Regions from separate parts of the Homo sapiens genome. Here region 2 is linked to region 1. The links are chromatin loops, found by intact Hi-C in ENCODE. Cell type or tissue: Caco-2. All regions are shown on one strand. Each heading gives the region's core, and the rest is flanking DNA. Links, peaks and the distances in the headings are about the cores only. Region 1 has its middle 510 kb from the start of BCHE. Region 2 has its middle 610 kb from the start of BCHE.

The links. Hi-C counts contacts between places; a loop is a spot of excess contacts. Peaks named below come from ENCODE experiments on the same cell type or tissue, not always from the same donor. Only the 100,000 strongest peaks of a DNase experiment are listed, where the experiment ranks them.
Region 2: a loop joins it to region 1, with 7 times the contacts of the local background. A loop is called at or near these places in 1 of 110 quality-filtered maps.

The regions. Positions count from the first base shown.
Region 1 is chr3:166,339,386-166,347,525 of GRCh38, forward strand. No RefSeq gene overlaps it. Among named protein-coding and RNA genes, the nearest start is that of BCHE, 510 kb to the left of the region's middle. In Caco-2, for the core only: no CTCF peak of the experiment used is centred there; a DNase peak (open chromatin) is centred at 3,486.
Region 2 is chr3:166,443,303-166,451,442 of GRCh38, forward strand. No RefSeq gene overlaps it. Among named protein-coding and RNA genes, the nearest start is that of BCHE, 610 kb to the left of the region's middle. RefSeq lists enhancers at 1,002-1,502, 1,503-2,003 and a silencer at 5,906-6,106. In Caco-2, for the core only: no CTCF peak of the experiment used is centred there; no DNase peak of the experiment used is centred there.

The sequences.
Region 1 (8,140 bases), core at 1,159-6,158:
CTGTTTCCTACTCTTTCAAAAATCCCATTTTCTAGTGTTCCTCTATTCTTTGTGCGTGTGTATGCACAAACACATGCATTTTTCATCACTTCTACGTTAAAGAGAGAATAGTTTACCTTACTTCTATTCTATATCTATAAAAAAGAGAGGGAAAATTCTACTTTAAGCATTTGCATGAATGCCTTAGTATATGAGGAATGTGTATGTCTGTGGACCATTTGAAAATGAAATAGAAAACTGTTCGAATTTAAAAATCTTGTAGCTTGTTTCTTCTAAAATTTTACCTTTATACTATCAGATTTGTGTACTTCACTAAAAATTGCTGAATAAAAAGAATATGGTATTTTATTCTCATATGTTTGCCCTACTTTCTTTTCTCCACCATTTTCTTTAAGGTAGGGAATTATTAAGCAATAAGTTTAAAATTTGAAATTACAGTTACATTTTAATGCATCATTTGGTCTTCATCAGTAAAAGTTGGTTTCTTTTTTCTGTAGGACTGTGAATGACAAATGATTAACCAAATAGTTTTTTAAATGCAGACTGTCCCATGATACACATATTAATTAAATGAATAATAATAAAAAAGTAAAAAAATTCATTTTGGGTAAATAATATTGTTAATATACAAATGAGCCCATAGGTCTGAGTAAATGTGATATATGTATGTTATTAATAGTAAAGAACATTTATCCTGATATGGTATGTGATCAGTACCTCAATATATTAAGCACGTAAGTGTATATATATAATCAGGTATTTATATTATATACAAGTTTCAATAATGTCTTCATATGAGCAATTTTATGAGGTCATCATTAAAATTCTGGATATACATATATTCTTAAAAAAATAGAAAATCCAAGAAGTGAATCAAAATTGCTTTATGAGAAAGCTATAAAATTAGCTGTGTATTTGGATAGCTGCCTTATTCTCCTTGAATAGCAAAGAGAACTTGCTCTCCTAGAGTAAATATTTTTAAATGTTCTATATTGTACTAATTTACAAATGAAAAGTAAACTAAAATGTCAGAAATGTTTTCAAGTTTGTGAGTATGATTATATATTATTTTGTAAAATTGAAATAAATAAAGGGACTTTCAAAGCTTGGTTTTATCATTCAGATTTGAGTTTCTGTGTAACATTTTCTGAGGAAAAGAAAATAAATATTTATAGTCTATAAAAATATGTCTACAATGCTTATGAAATATTTATAATAAATGTAATTTATAATCTGAATTCCTTTTATCATTAGTATATAAAGATGAAAAAAATATCAACTCAGTGGGTTGGAAATATTGATAAAATATAAAGTCTGTCTTCATTTACCACAGGCTTCTCTTTTCCAACCTTTCTTTGACAAGATATGTCACCTTGACAAGCCAGTTACCATAAATGACTTACAACTCCCTGAACCCTGTATTTAATATAGTCAGGACCCCACACTTCAAATTGTCATACACCATTATTATGTTTCAGGATGTCAGTCTGTTATCTGAAGGATAGTTCCTCCCCATGTGTAAATTCTTCTGGTATTTGTCTTTTGGTGTCAGCATCAAAAGATGTGATCTTTGATCACTAATCTAATACTTTATGGAGCTGTAAACAGACAATAAAGCAAGAATTTTGTTATGATTGATAGATTGTTTTGTGAATTTGGGATTAAGGCAATGACTTCAGTGATTGCTCATGTCTTACATCATTTAGGTTCAAACAGAAACTTTCATGCTTGCAGAATGTAAACAAAAACACTTTAAAAAATCTTTTTATGTCATGCAGTTTTTAAATGTAATTGTTAATGCAGTTATTCTCCAAATGCAGATTAAAATTTGAGTCTTTTTTACATCTGTGTGTGATAAACAGTACAATTTCAAATGATACACATATATAAAGAATGGTCAGGACGGTATGAATGAAGATGGCAGAATAGAAGGCTCCATCAATTATCCCCACAAGGATAACAGTTTAACAACTATCTTCAGACAAAAAGCACATTTATAAGAATCAAAAATCAGATGAGCCCTCATGGCACCTGGTTGTAATTTCATATAGCTGAAAGAGGGCACTGAAGAGGTAGGAAAAACAGTCTTGAATGGCAAATGCCACCCCTCTTATATTCCCCAGCAGCAGCTGAGTGGTGCAGGGAGTGTTCCTGTGCTCTGGGGAGAGTGAGGGAACAGCAACTGTGAGGCACTACCTCAGTGCTGCCCTGTTATAGCAGAAAGAAAAACTGGAACAAATTCAGCTGATGCCTGCCCACAGAGGTAACATTTAAAACAGGCTTAGCCAGAGGGAAATCCTCAATCCCAGCAGTCAGACTTGAGTTCCTGCAAGCCTTGCTATTGTGGGCTAAAGAGCTCTGAGGAACCAAATAAACTTGAAAGACAACTAGGACAAAAAGACTGCAAATCCTAGAATCCTGGTGCTGAACTGGGCCCTGAGTCAGGGGAATGGGGGAAAATGTGATTTGCTAGAACACCATCCTTGGCAGCTAAAGCAGTGCTGGCATCACTCCTTCCCTAACCCCAGACTGCACAGCTCAGCACTCCAAAAGAGTTTCCTTCCTTCCATTTGAGGACAGGAGAAAGAAGAGTGGGGAGGACTTTGTCTTACATCTTGTATACTAGCTCACCTATAACAGAATAGGGTACTGGTCAGAGTAGGTAGACCCTCTTTTCAGGCCCTTTCTCTGGGATAACATTTATAGACACATTGTGGACCAGAAGAGAACCTTCTGCTTTAAAGGAAAGAACCCAGTCCTGACAACCTTCATCACCTACTAACTAAAAAAACCCTACCCTGGAGAAACTAGCAGTGACACCCATGTACTATGTTGAAGGCCTTAGGTCAGACTCAGACTTATTGGCTTCAGGTGAGAATCAGCACATTTTTTGCTGTGGTAGTTATGTGGAGAGATTCATTCTGCTTTAGAAAAGTGGGAGGAAAAGTAAAAGGGACTTTGCCTTACACTTTAGGTACCAAGTTGGCCACAGTGGGGTAGAGAACCAAGTAAGTTCTTGGGGTCATTGATTCCAGGAATTGACTCTTGAATGGCATTTCTGGACCTGCCCTGAGTCAGAGGGGAGTTCGCTGTCCTGAAGGGAGAGTCCCAGGCCAGTCAGCTTTCACCACAGGTTGACTGAAGTGTCCCTGGGATTAAAGGGAACATCAGTGATAGTCTGGCAGTACTTCCCATGGGTCTGTGGTGATGGTTGCCACAGGGTGGGTCTCCTCTGCCTTTGTAAAGAGGAAGAAAAAGTGAAAAGGACTGCATCTTGTGGTTTGAGTACCAGCTGAGCTGCAGTACATTAGAACACCAGGTAGACTTCTAAGGTTTTTAACTAATCCCTGGTCCCCTGATGGCAGCTCTTGACCCACTCAGGGCCTGAGAGAGCTCATTGCCCCAAAAGGAAGAACAAAGGTCTGGCTGGCTTTATCACCTAATTAATGAGTATAGAACTCTAGGGCCTTGAGCAAACACAGGTGAAAGCCAGGGAGTGGTTACAGCAGGTATTTGGTGAGACCCACTGCTGTGCTAACATCATGGTAAACCCAGGGCAGTCATAGCGATGTTGGCCACTGGAATGCTCCAGATGGCTCAGAGCAGAGAGAGAGAGATTCTCTATTGATTTGGAACAAAGTAAGGGAAGAGAACAAGAGACTCCGCCTGGTGATCCAGATCTTGTTCAAAACCTTCAAGGCAGTACCCCAAGTTTGCAAGAAGCCTTCCCAAGAAGACAGGTACAAATAAGCCCAGACTCTGAAGTCCACAACAAATATCTAACTTTTCAATGCCCAGACACAGAAAAATGTCCACAATAGCAAGATCATTTAGGAATACATGAACTCACTAAATGAAATCAATAAGGCAAGAGGGACCAATTCTGTAGAAAAAGAGATATGTGATCTTTTCGACACAGAATTCAAAATAGCTGTGTTGAGGAAACTAAAATAAATTCAACATAATAAAGAGAAAGAATTCAGTATTCTACCAGATAAATTTAACAAAGAGATTTAAGTAATTAAAAAGAATCAAGCCGAAATTTTGGAACTGAAAAATGCAATTGACATCTTGAGGAATGAAGCAGAGTCCTTTAATAGCAGAATTGATAAAGCAGAAGAAAGGATTAGTGAGCTTGAAGACAGGCTATTTGAACATGCAGTTAGAGGAGACAAAAGAAAAAGAATAAAAAATAGTCCAGGCACAGTGGCTCAAGCCTGTAATCCCAGCACTTTGGGAGGCTAAGGCAGGTGGATCACTAAGTCAGGAGATCGAGACCATCCTGGCTAACACGGTGAAACCCTCTCTCTACTAAAAATACAAAAAAATTAGCTGGCCATGGTGGGGGGCACCTGTAGTCCCAGCTATTCAGGAGGCTGAGGCAGGAGAATAGCGTGAACCCGGGGTACGGAGCTTGCAGTGAGCCAAGATCACACCACTGCACTCCAGCCTGGGCAACAGAGCAAGACTCTGTCTCAAAAAAAAAAAAAAATGAAACTTATCTATAGGATCTAGAAAATAGATTCAAATGGCAAATCTAAGAGTCATTGGCCTTGAAGAGGAGACAGAGAAAAAGACAGGGGTAGAAAGTTTACTCAAAGGGTAATAACAGACAACTTGCCAAACCTAGAGAAAAATATCAATATCCTAATAAAAAAGGTTATAGAACACCAAGCAGATTTAATCCAAAGACTACCTCAAGGCTTTTAATAATCAAATTCCCAAAGGTCAAGGATAAAGAAAGGACCCTAAAAGCAGCAGGAGAAAAGAAACAAATAATATAAAATAGAGCTCCAATACATCTTTCAGCAGACTTTTTAGTGAAAATCTTACAGGCCAGGATAGAGTGGCATGATGTATTACAGTGCTAAAGGAAATAAGCTTTTACCCTAGAATGGAATATCTGAGAAAAATATCCTTCAACCACAAAGGAAAATGAAGATTTTCCAAGACAAATGAAAGCTGAGGAATTTCATCCACACCACAGCTGTCCAATTAGAAATGCTAAGGATAGTACTTCAGTCAGAAATAAAAGGATGTCAAAGAGCAAGAAGATGTAATCTGAAGGTAGAAAACTCACTGGTAATAGCAAGTAGACAGAATAACAGAAAATGTTACAATACTGTAACTATTGTGTTTAATTACTATTATCTTAAGAAGAAATTCTAAACAATAAGCAAATTTAAAAAACTTTTAAAGACATAGCAATTAAGATATAAATAGAGGGAGCAAACATTTAACAAGTGGGAAAATGAAGTTAAGGTGTAGAGCTTTTATTTATTTTTTTGGCTGGTTGTTTGTGCAAACAGTGCTTTATCAGCTTAAAGTCATAGTTTACAGGATAGAATTTTCAAGCCTCATAGAAAGTTCCAGCAAAACACATACAAGGAGACACAAAAAGCATATAAAAAGAAACTACATTGTATCACCAGAGAAAATAACTGTCCCTAAAATGAAGGCAAGAAAGGAAAGGAAAGAAAGGAAGGAAGGAAGGAAGGAAGGAAAGAAGGAAGGAAGGAAGGAAGGAAGGAAGGAAGGAAGGAAGGAAGGAAGGAAGGAAGGAAGGGAAAGAAAAGAGAAAGAAAGAAAGAGACAGAGAGAGAAAAAAAAAAATAAAGGCAGGCTGGCCAAAAACCAAGCAGAAAAAAATAACAAAATGGCAAAAGTAAGTCCTTATTTATCAATAATAACATTGAATATAAATGAACTAAACACTTCAATAAAAATACATAGACTTGCTGTCTAGATAAGAAAAATAACATCCAAGGTTCTGTGGTTAAGAAACAGTCTTCCCATGTAAAGACATATATAGACTGAAAATAAAGGGATAGACAAAGGTGTTTCATGCCAGTTGAAATTAAAACAGAACAGGAGTCACCATACTTATATTAGACAAAATAGATTTTAAGATAAAAGCTATAAGAAAAAACAGAAAAGGCCACTATATGATGCAAAAGGAGTCAATTCTGCAAGAGAATATAATAATGTTTAATATATATTCAACCAACATGTGAGCATCCAGATATATAAAGCAAATATTGTTAGAGCTAAAGAGAGTGATTGACCCTAATACAACAACACCTAGAGACTTTAACATCCCATTTTCAGTATTGAACAGACCTTCCAGGCAGAAAATCAACAAACATTGGACTTAATCTGCACTATCAATCAAAGGAACCTAATAGATATTTACAGAACATTTCACCCAATGGCCGCACAATACACATTCTTGTCCTCAGCCCATGGATCATTCTCAAGAATAGACCATATGTTATGTCACAAAACAAACCTTAAAACAATAAAAAAAAACAAGATAATAAGCATCTTCTCTGAACAGAATGGAATAAGACTAGTAATCAACAAGAGGAATTTTTTAAAATATACAAACACATGGAAAATAAACAATTTGCTCTAAAATAGCCAGCAGGTCAATAAAGAAATTAATCAGAAAATTGAAAAATTTCTTGAAACCCAGGGTAAAGGAAACACAGCATATCAAAACCTATGAAACACAGCAAAAGCAGCACTAAAAGGAAAGTTTATAGTGATAAAAAAATTAAAACTACATAAAAATAGAAGAAAACCTTTGAATCAACAACTTAACCACGCATCTTGAAGAACTAGACAAGCAAGAGCAAAGGCAACCTACAATTAGTAGAATACAACAAAAATAAAGAACAGAGGAACAGAAATAAATGAAATTGAAATGAAGAAAACAATACAAAATATCAATATAACAGAAAGTTGTTTTTTTGCAAAGTTGAACAAAGTTGACAAACCTTTAGCCAAACTAAGGAAAATAGAAAGAAGATCAAGATAAAAAAATCTAGAGACAAAAATGAGACAGTACAACAGATACTGCAGAAACTCAAAGGATTATTAGTGAATACCTTGAGTAACTACATGCCAGATAAATGGAAAATCTAGAAGTGGACAAATTCCTAGACACATACAGCCTACAAAAACTGAAGAAGGGAGAAATTCAAAACCTGAACAAACCAATAACAAGTAGCAATATTGAAGCCATAATAAAAATTCTCCCAGTAAAGAAATGCCTGGAACATGAACAGTTTTACTACTGAATACGACCAATTAAAGAAGAACTAATAACAAGCCTAGTTATACTTTTCTAAAAAATCAAGGAGGAGGGAATACTTTCAAATTCATTACTCAAAGTAAGAATTACTCTGAAACCAAAACTAGACAAAGGCACATTAAAAAAAAAGAAAGAAAGAAGAAGAAAACTACAGGCCAGTATCCCTGATGAATATTGATGCAATTATCCACACCAAAATATTAGCAAATAAAATTCAACAATACATCAAAACTACCATTTGTCATAAACAAGTGAAACTTTTCTCTGCAATGCAAGATGGTTTAAAATATACAAATGAATCAATTTGATACATTATGCCAACAGAATGAGAAACAAAAACTATATGATCATTTCAATTGATGCTGAAAATGCTTTTAGAAAAATTTAACATCTCTTTATGATAAAATCCCTCAAAAATCGGGGTATTGAAGGAACATACCTCAACATAATAAAAGTCACATACTAAATACCCACAACTGGTATCATACGTAACAGAACAAAACTGAAACACATTCCTCAAAGATATGTAACACAAAAAAAGATACCTACTTTCACCGCTGTTGTTAAACATAGTACTGGAAGTCCTAGCTAGAGAAATGAGAGAAGTTAAAGAAATAAAGGGCATCTAATTTATAAAGGAAGACAAATTATCCTTTTTTGCAGATAATGTTATCATACATGGAAAAACATAAAGACTTCACAAGAAAACTATGAGAATTGATAAACAAATTAATAAAGTTGGAGAATATAAAATCATTGTAGAAAAATCAGTAGCCTTTCTACATGCCAACAAGAAACAATGGGGAAAAGAATTTTAAAAGTAATCTAATTCACAATAGCCACACATAATATTAAATACCTAGAAAAACAAATCTGTATTAGTAAGGGTTCTCTAGAGGGACAGAACTAATAGGAAAGACATACATATGAATGGCAGTTTATTAAGGAGTATTGACTCACATGATCAAAAGGTGAAGTCCCACAATAAGCTGTCTGTAAGCCAAGGAGCAGGGAAGCCAATCCAAGTCCCAAAACCTCAAAAGT
Region 2 (8,140 bases), core at 1,472-6,471, 100 kb after region 1:
GTGTTTTGCTGCTCACATATGTTTTTTTAATTTACATAATTTTATTGCTACATTTTTGTTCTGCTCATCTTTATGGTTGTATGTTTAATGTCCAACCAAACCAATCAAACAAAAACAAACAAAACATAATTTAAAAAATACAAAATAAATAATAATAATAAGCAATAACACAATCAGAAGGGAGACAAATATGTGTGTGCTGTACTCTGCCTTTTCACATGCAATTTTTATCTTTGAAATTTAGCAGTTTTTACAGAATATGTCTCAATAATTAATCGCCATTTTGTTAATTTTTCCTGGTAAAAGTTAATCCTGAGATTCAGGCTGTTGAGTTCAAGTAAATTTCTCCTTTTATATCATTAGAGATTACCTCTGTTTCATCAGTATTGTCCTATTTTTCTCAGGGTGATGGAGATGTAGCTTAGATATTGAGTCTTCATTAGTATGTTAAATTTTTTGAGAGGAAAAATATGTATCATTATTTAGTTATTGCCAGTGTGTCCTAATCAATTGTTCTTTGCAGAATTCACTATAAGATGTTGAAATGTTTAATAATCCTCAGAGTGAGGTAACTATGCTGAAAATTTCTTTAATCCTAGTGTAAAACATTGGGCTATGGCAATAACTTCATGAAGCATGATACTTGTGATAGCGGCAGGAGGCAGAAAAATTCCTCAGCAGAGAGGGGCGGGTCCCTGGTGAAACCCACCTTCAGACTGGAGAGAGCTGAAAGTCTGAAATCTGGGCTGCCAGTTCCTGGTGGAGTACACTGCCTGGAGTGAGAACTTCTTTGATGCAGTTTGGCCAATCTAATGATACTTTTTCCAGATCCGTCCATGGACCAATAAGCAAGCACTTGCTCCCACCCTGGACCAGTCAGCACACAGTTCTTCCATTCTAAGCCTATAAAAACCCCAGACTCAGCTGGACTCAGAGACACTTTTGAACTACCTGCCTGCAGATAAGAGCTACCCACTTCAGGTCTACTCTCTGCTGAGAGCTGTTGTGTGACTCTATAAAGCTTTTCTCTGCTTTGGTCACCCTCCAGTTGTCTGCATTATTGCATTGTTCTTGGACTCCAGACAGGAACTCAGGACCTGCTGAATTGCAGGCACAAAAAGGGCTGTAACATGTTCCTGGCCAGCTCACTGAGCTGCAAGCAGTGACACGCTCTTGTTCATCAGACCGTGGGAGTAAACAGCACAACCCTTCTGGGACCTCAGATTTCAGTATTCCCCAAGCCAGAGCCGTAACTCTGTAGCCTTCTCACCCTCTGCTGGCATTGGGCAGCTGCCTCTTGGGATGGGAAGCAGTGGCAGGGCTGGGCCTGCCCAGGAGCTGCAGACCAGAGTGGCTGACCAAGCTGTAATACAAATGGGCTGAAACAGGCACCGTCCCATGTTTGCTGTGCCATGGGCAGCTGGACTGAGAGAGTGGTAACTCATCCTCCACCCCTTGGGGCCCTGTGGTGGCTGGCATCTCTAAGTTTTCAGATGCCACCTTGTTCCCCTTGTTCAGATGCTGGCGCCTGCAGCAGAAGCTGTTGTGGTACGCCCAGTCCAGCTGCAGCCTTCCATGCAGCTGGCACCTGAGCCAGCACCTGGAGCTACCCGTTCTGCCACAGCAGCCAGCGCACCTGGCTGTGAGCAGTGGCTGGACCCTGTGCTCACTTGCTTACACATCCCTCACTACTCCGCACCTGGCTCACCCTCAGTGGACGTGGGATCTAAGCCAATAGCGTGAAGCAAGCACAGCCTGTCGGATGAGTGTTTGGAAACAAGCCCAGTGGGTGCAAGTGAAATTCAGCCAGAGGTGCTGCTGGCCACAGAGTTTGCCGCTGGTGAAGCAACAGCCAAAGCATCCAGTGACACTTGCATACATTTTGGATAAAGTATTCAAAACTATGTAGGAACTCCAGTTTAGGGGAGTAATTATTTAATAATTTAATAAGTGATATTTGGCTGAGTATTTTTAAGGATAGAAGAGTAAGTTACCATCATTTTGGCCTAAGAACAAATGAGACTTCTATTTGTTAAAATATGGATCAAGGGATCTTAGGAGGATTATTTGCTTGTTTATAAGCTGATTGTTCACATATCTTTTCTTACCTGCCTTCAATGTCTCGTCAGTGTTTGATTTGAATTTTGCTACATTAAACTAGCCTAGATAACATTTTCCTGTTTATATTAAAGTTCTCCTGGTATAGACAAATTTGATTGATTGATAAATATAGATAAATCTCATGTCTAGAGAGAGAGAGACAAGAGAGAAGGTTTACTTTAAGGGCCAAATAAACCACCTTTGACTCATGCAATTGAGGGGGCATGCAAGTTAGAATCAGGCCAGTAAACTAGAAATTCTGCCAAGAGTTAATATTGCAGTCTCCAGTCTGAACCCTGGAAACTTAGGCAGAATTTCTATTTTTGACTCAACAGAGAATTCCTTTCTTAACAGGGACCTAGATTTGTTTTTAAGGCTTTCCGTTGTTTGGATGAGGACCACCACATTGTGGAAGTAATCTGCTTTACTCAACATCTACCAATTTAAATGTTAATTACTTCAAAAAATACTTTCCCCACAACATCTAGCTGGGTATTTTACAAAACAATTTGGCACCACAGCCTAGGCAAGTTGACACCTAAAATTAACCATCACATTGTTTCAGTTGAGAAATCAATAAGTACTTTCAAACAGAAAAATGAAAATAAATGCACAGTCATGCATTGCTTAATGATGAGAAATGTGTTGTTAAGCAATTTTGTCATTAGGCAAATATAGATTTTACTTACACAAACCTAGATGGTATAGCCTATGACACACTTAGGCTATATCTTACAGCCTTTTGTTCCTAGGCTACCAAACTGTACAGTAAGTTACTCAACTGTATACTGTAGGCAACTGTAACACAATGGCAAGTATTGGTATATCTAAACATAGAGAAGGCATAGTGAAAATAGAGAATATGGCAGGCGTAGTGGTGTGTGCCTATAATCCCAGCCACTCTGGAGGTTGAGGTGGGAGTATTTCTTGAGCCCAGGAATTTGAAACAATCCTGGGAAGCAGCAAGACACTATCTCAAATAAAAAATAAAATAATTTAAAAATACAGTATAAAATAAAAAAAAATGGTACACCTTTATAAAGACTTACCAAGAATGGAGCTTGCAGGCCTGGAAGTTCCACTGGGTGAGTCACTGGGTGAGTGGTGAGTGAATGTGAAGGCCTGAGACATTTCTCTACACTACTCTAGACTTTATAAACATTGTATAATTAGGCTACATTAAATTCTTTTTAGAAATTTTCTTTCTTGAATAAATTAATCTGAGCTTACTGTAACTTTTTTATTTTATAAACTTTTTAATTCCTTTCAATTCTTTAACTCTTGTGTAACCACACTTAGCTTAAAACACAAACACGTTGTACAGCTGTATAAACATATTTTCTTTCTTTATATCCCTATTCCATAAGCTTTTCCTGTTTTTAACATTTTTAACATTTTCAACTTTTTGTTAAAAACTAAGACACAAACACACACATTAGCCTAGGCCCATGCAGTACCACAATTATCAATATCGCTGTCTTTCACATCCGTATCTTGTGTCACTGGAAGGTCTTCAGGGGGCGTAACACAAATGGAGCTGTTGCAAGTACCTCTTCTACAGTTACTTTTTTTTTAAAATAAGTAGAAGGAATACACTCTAATATAATGATAAAAAGTACAGTATAAAAATATATAAACCAGTAACATGACCATTTATTATCGTTATCCAGTAATGTACTGAAGTTAACTATATACTTTCTTTTCTAAACTGGCAGTGCAGTAGGTTTGTTTACACCAGCAACGCCACAAACTCGAGTCATGCCTTACACTAAAATGTTACAATGTCTACAGTGTAACTAGGCCATAGGAATTTTTCAGCACAATTATTATCTTATGGGACCACTGCCATGTATGTGCTCAGTAGTGCACCAAAATGTCATTATGCTCTAGTCTTTCATGCACATATTTTTCTGTAGAAAGTAGTTGAAGAGATTAAGCATATCAAAAATTGATCCCTTAAATTAATATTCAGTTGTGAAAAGCTAGTCCAACATATTTTAATACTGCCTTAGAATTAATTAAAAAAAATCTATCAGAATGCCAAATTGTTTTCAAACATTTTACCAGATAAGTTAAATTTACATTATTAATTAAGTTCTCAGATATGATTTGTTTAGATGGGGACTAATATTTATTCCTGTAACTTTTGTTTTGTTATCAAAGGTTCTGGAATAATGTGTTTGATTCTATTTTTCTCACATTCAAAGCCCCATATTATATGGAGAACGAGTCTCTCTATTTTTTCTTTTTTTTCTTTTTAACTGATAGGCCTAGGGAAAAGCCTTTTTAAGTTACCCAGTTTTTTAAAATGGCTTTGATCCTTGCTTATCTTCTCTTTGCTTAGTTGTTTTATAATATGTCATCATGTGTGAACTTTGTCCAATATTTAATTTTGTATCATCGGCAGCTACTCATAAATTATAAACCCAATTATCATTGCTGTCAGTGGTGGCTGATTTACCTTACGATAACAAAAACAATAATAAAATAAAATAAAAAATTTAACATACAATTTGGAGAATATTTATAGAATACTAACTGAAATCAACTTTGCAATTACTGTTTGCCTTTATTCTCTTAGACTGACTTATATATTTATGACTAATTTTCACCAAATTTTATTTCTTAGAAAATGTTTTAATCCTACTAAAAATGTAATCCAGTATACTTTAAGAAAATCTATGCCAAATGTTCTGTGAGATTAGCCAATCTTGTCATAGATACTTGTCAATGTTTTGTACACCAGAGTGAAATTTACTTCCTGACCCTAGCTATTCCTTAGGTAATACACAAAAACAACTGAATTGACAATCATAGTCACCTAAGATAATGGAAAAACAGTTGTTTGTCAAGTACTTTTTTAATGAATCTTGTATGACTAAGTAGCTTTATATTTGAAAGTTTTGCAAGTAAATTATTTTTATGTTGATGTATTTCTTTCTATTTGTATTTTGTAAATGCACAGTAGGTTCCAATTTATGTTGTCCTGGGTATTTTTTTTTCTAGTTTTGCGCAGAAACAAATAGAAATATAAAATTTAATTAATTATATGTATTTAAAAATAAAATATAATATTTTATTTCATTTTGTTTGCAACCCTCATCCAATAAAATGTAAATCATGATTTTAAACCTTTGGGCTGTAATAAACTTGTTGCCTTAATAGCCCTAGTCCTTTGCCTCTCCTGAATGTATACACTTTAAAATGGGACTTTGCAGTTCCTGTTATGAAGCACATAACATAATTACACACATCTTAATTCTGAGTTCAGCTATGTGACTTGCTTTTGCCTTTGATATCCTAGCATTTGTAGTATAAGAAAAAGCTAAAAAAGGACTGGTGCACTTTTGCCTTCAATGTGGAAACACAGCCAGGCTGGCCCACCAGAGAGAGGTGAGAGAAAAATGAAGTAGAGACAAGTTGTTCCAGGCAATAATCAGCTCACTTCTAGAGACATAATACCCCAGACAGCAGTCAGGTAATACCCAGACATGACGGAGAATCCATGTGAAACTCAGAAATTGCCCAGCTGAATTTTTCAGTCACAGACTCAAGACAAAACAAATTCTTATTGTTTTAAGCCATTGTGTTTTGGAATGGTTTGTTATGCTGCATTAATATGGCAGAGTGAATGATGGAGAAGCAAAGAATTGTATATATTTTTTTATTTCTCAGTTAATAACAATTGCTCTGTGTATTAGTCTGTTTTCATACTGCTATAAAGAACTGCCCAAGACTGGGTAATTTATAAAGGAAAGACATTTAACTTACAGTCCTCCAGGGCTCAGGAAACTTACAATCATGGCGAAAGGCAAAGGGAAAGCAAGGCATCTTATCACAAGATGGCAGGAAGAAGAAGTGCTGAACAGAGGGAGCAGAGTCCCTTATAAAACCATCAGATTTCATGAGAACTAACTCACTATCATGAGAACAACATGGAGAAGCTACAACTATGATTCAATTACCTCCTGCTGGTCTCTTCCTTGACACTTGGGGATTCTGGAGATTACAATTCAAGATGAGTTTTGGGGGGTAGTCAAAGGCTAACCATATGACTCTGTGTAACTTCTCTCACTTTTTTAAAGTATGTATATATTTGAGGATATATATGTTTATTTATTTTAAACAGTCCAATTCTTCTCACCCAAAGAAATGCAAATGTGTGTGTGTGTATATATATATATAATACATTATATATTATATATATATTATATATATATAACTCTTTGTTTTAATTACCACTATCTTTTCCAAATCTATTAGTTTCATTTTAAGTATATGTTGATTGTTGACTTTAAGTGTCACATAGAATCCCACAGTGCCAGTCATTTTCTATTTATCCATTGTTCTAGAAGTGGAAACTATGTGTTCTCCATATTTCTACAAACACAAAAGCAGCATAATGAAAATCTCCATGTATAGCCTTGTGGGAAAATGTATGTATCCAATTATCATTGCATAAATTTACTTTCTAAGAAGATCATTCCAGTTATATAATTTATCATTTTGTAATGTTTTTAATATGATGTTTTTTTCTCCCAGCTTTGTCAAGATTTAGGTAGTCTCTTAAACTAGAAAAGTGGTTTAATTTGTCTATTTGTTTAATGTAGAGACGTATGGCATGTATCACCTTCACCCTCTTTCACATAAATCCTAAATAATAACAAAACTATTTTAAATTATAATAAGGAAGATTTTGGTTGCCAGTCTTAGAAATTACTATCTTAAAACATACACCAAGATAATCATTTGGAGTTATCATATGTGGGGGTCTTCTCAAAAATTGAATTGCAATTATTTGTTTCAGAAAATTTGAATACATATGAGTATGAAAATAAAAGTTGGAGCAAATGGTCACTTGCTTGTTCGATCCAGCACTAGCATTCAGTGAAAATGAAACAACCTCAGAAGGGGAAATAACATCATGCCATATTTTTAAAAGAACAAATACATAAAACAGAAGTGGAAAATATTAAAATAGAAAAGACAAATCTGTGTAATCAAGCAAATAAAATCATCATAACTTTTCAGAAAACAGTCACAAAGAAAAATATATATTATACCTCTAATCTAGAGATGATTCAATATTTTGATATATAAGCTTTAAAATATATTCTTCTGCATAAGTCTTTTAGAAAAAATATTTAGATAAAATTTATAGTTAACAAAAAATGTTGAAAGATTATTCTCTTTGTTCAATGTTTCCCAACAAGGAAGCTATTGGTATTTTGGGTGGGACCATTCAATTCTTTGACTAGTCTTTCAGTCAATATACAGGATAATTTCCACCTTGGGTCCCCACAGCCAAATGCTTTAAAAAGGTAAGAACACCTTAGAATTCAGAATGTGTTCTATTTTGTCATTTTCCAGCTTACAAATAAACACCTCAGTGTGGCTCAGTAAATCTAATAGTGCATCAGTTCACAGTGTATAGCGATCACTAGCAATGGGGTTTGGCATCCTCTCACTGTGTAGGGCTCAGGAAGTTCTTGAGATGCCATCTTTGTTGTCTTTGTGCATTCAACTCTCATTGCGTGATTATAAATGGTATTGTCTGATGAATTGAGAAGCTTCATTAGATTAAAGAAAGTACAGAATGTAAACTTTTTTTGTGAAAGACTAAGTTCCCTAGAGTTACAGGAAAGATAAGCAGAAAGAAAATACAAAGTAAGGATTCATAAATCACATTCTAGACTTTAATTTTTTATTAATTTTCATGGTTTTCTGAATTCCTAAGTTGTCTCAACCATTATAGACTATTATTCTCTGCTCAATTTAGTGACATAGGGCTTACATAATGCTCTTTTCTATATCTTTATAAATGTATTACTATTTGAATGATTACTGTAAGCATGGATAAAATGCTATATTGCCCTCAATTTTAGATAGCAAAAAAATTGTACAGGGAAGACAGATACATCACAATTATCCTTAACTATTTAGTGGTTCACCTTCACAGTGATATGAAAAACAGTACACTTAAAGTAGTAATTCAACTGAGTACTTACCAAGAACTTATGTAATAAAACTGCTTTTAAAG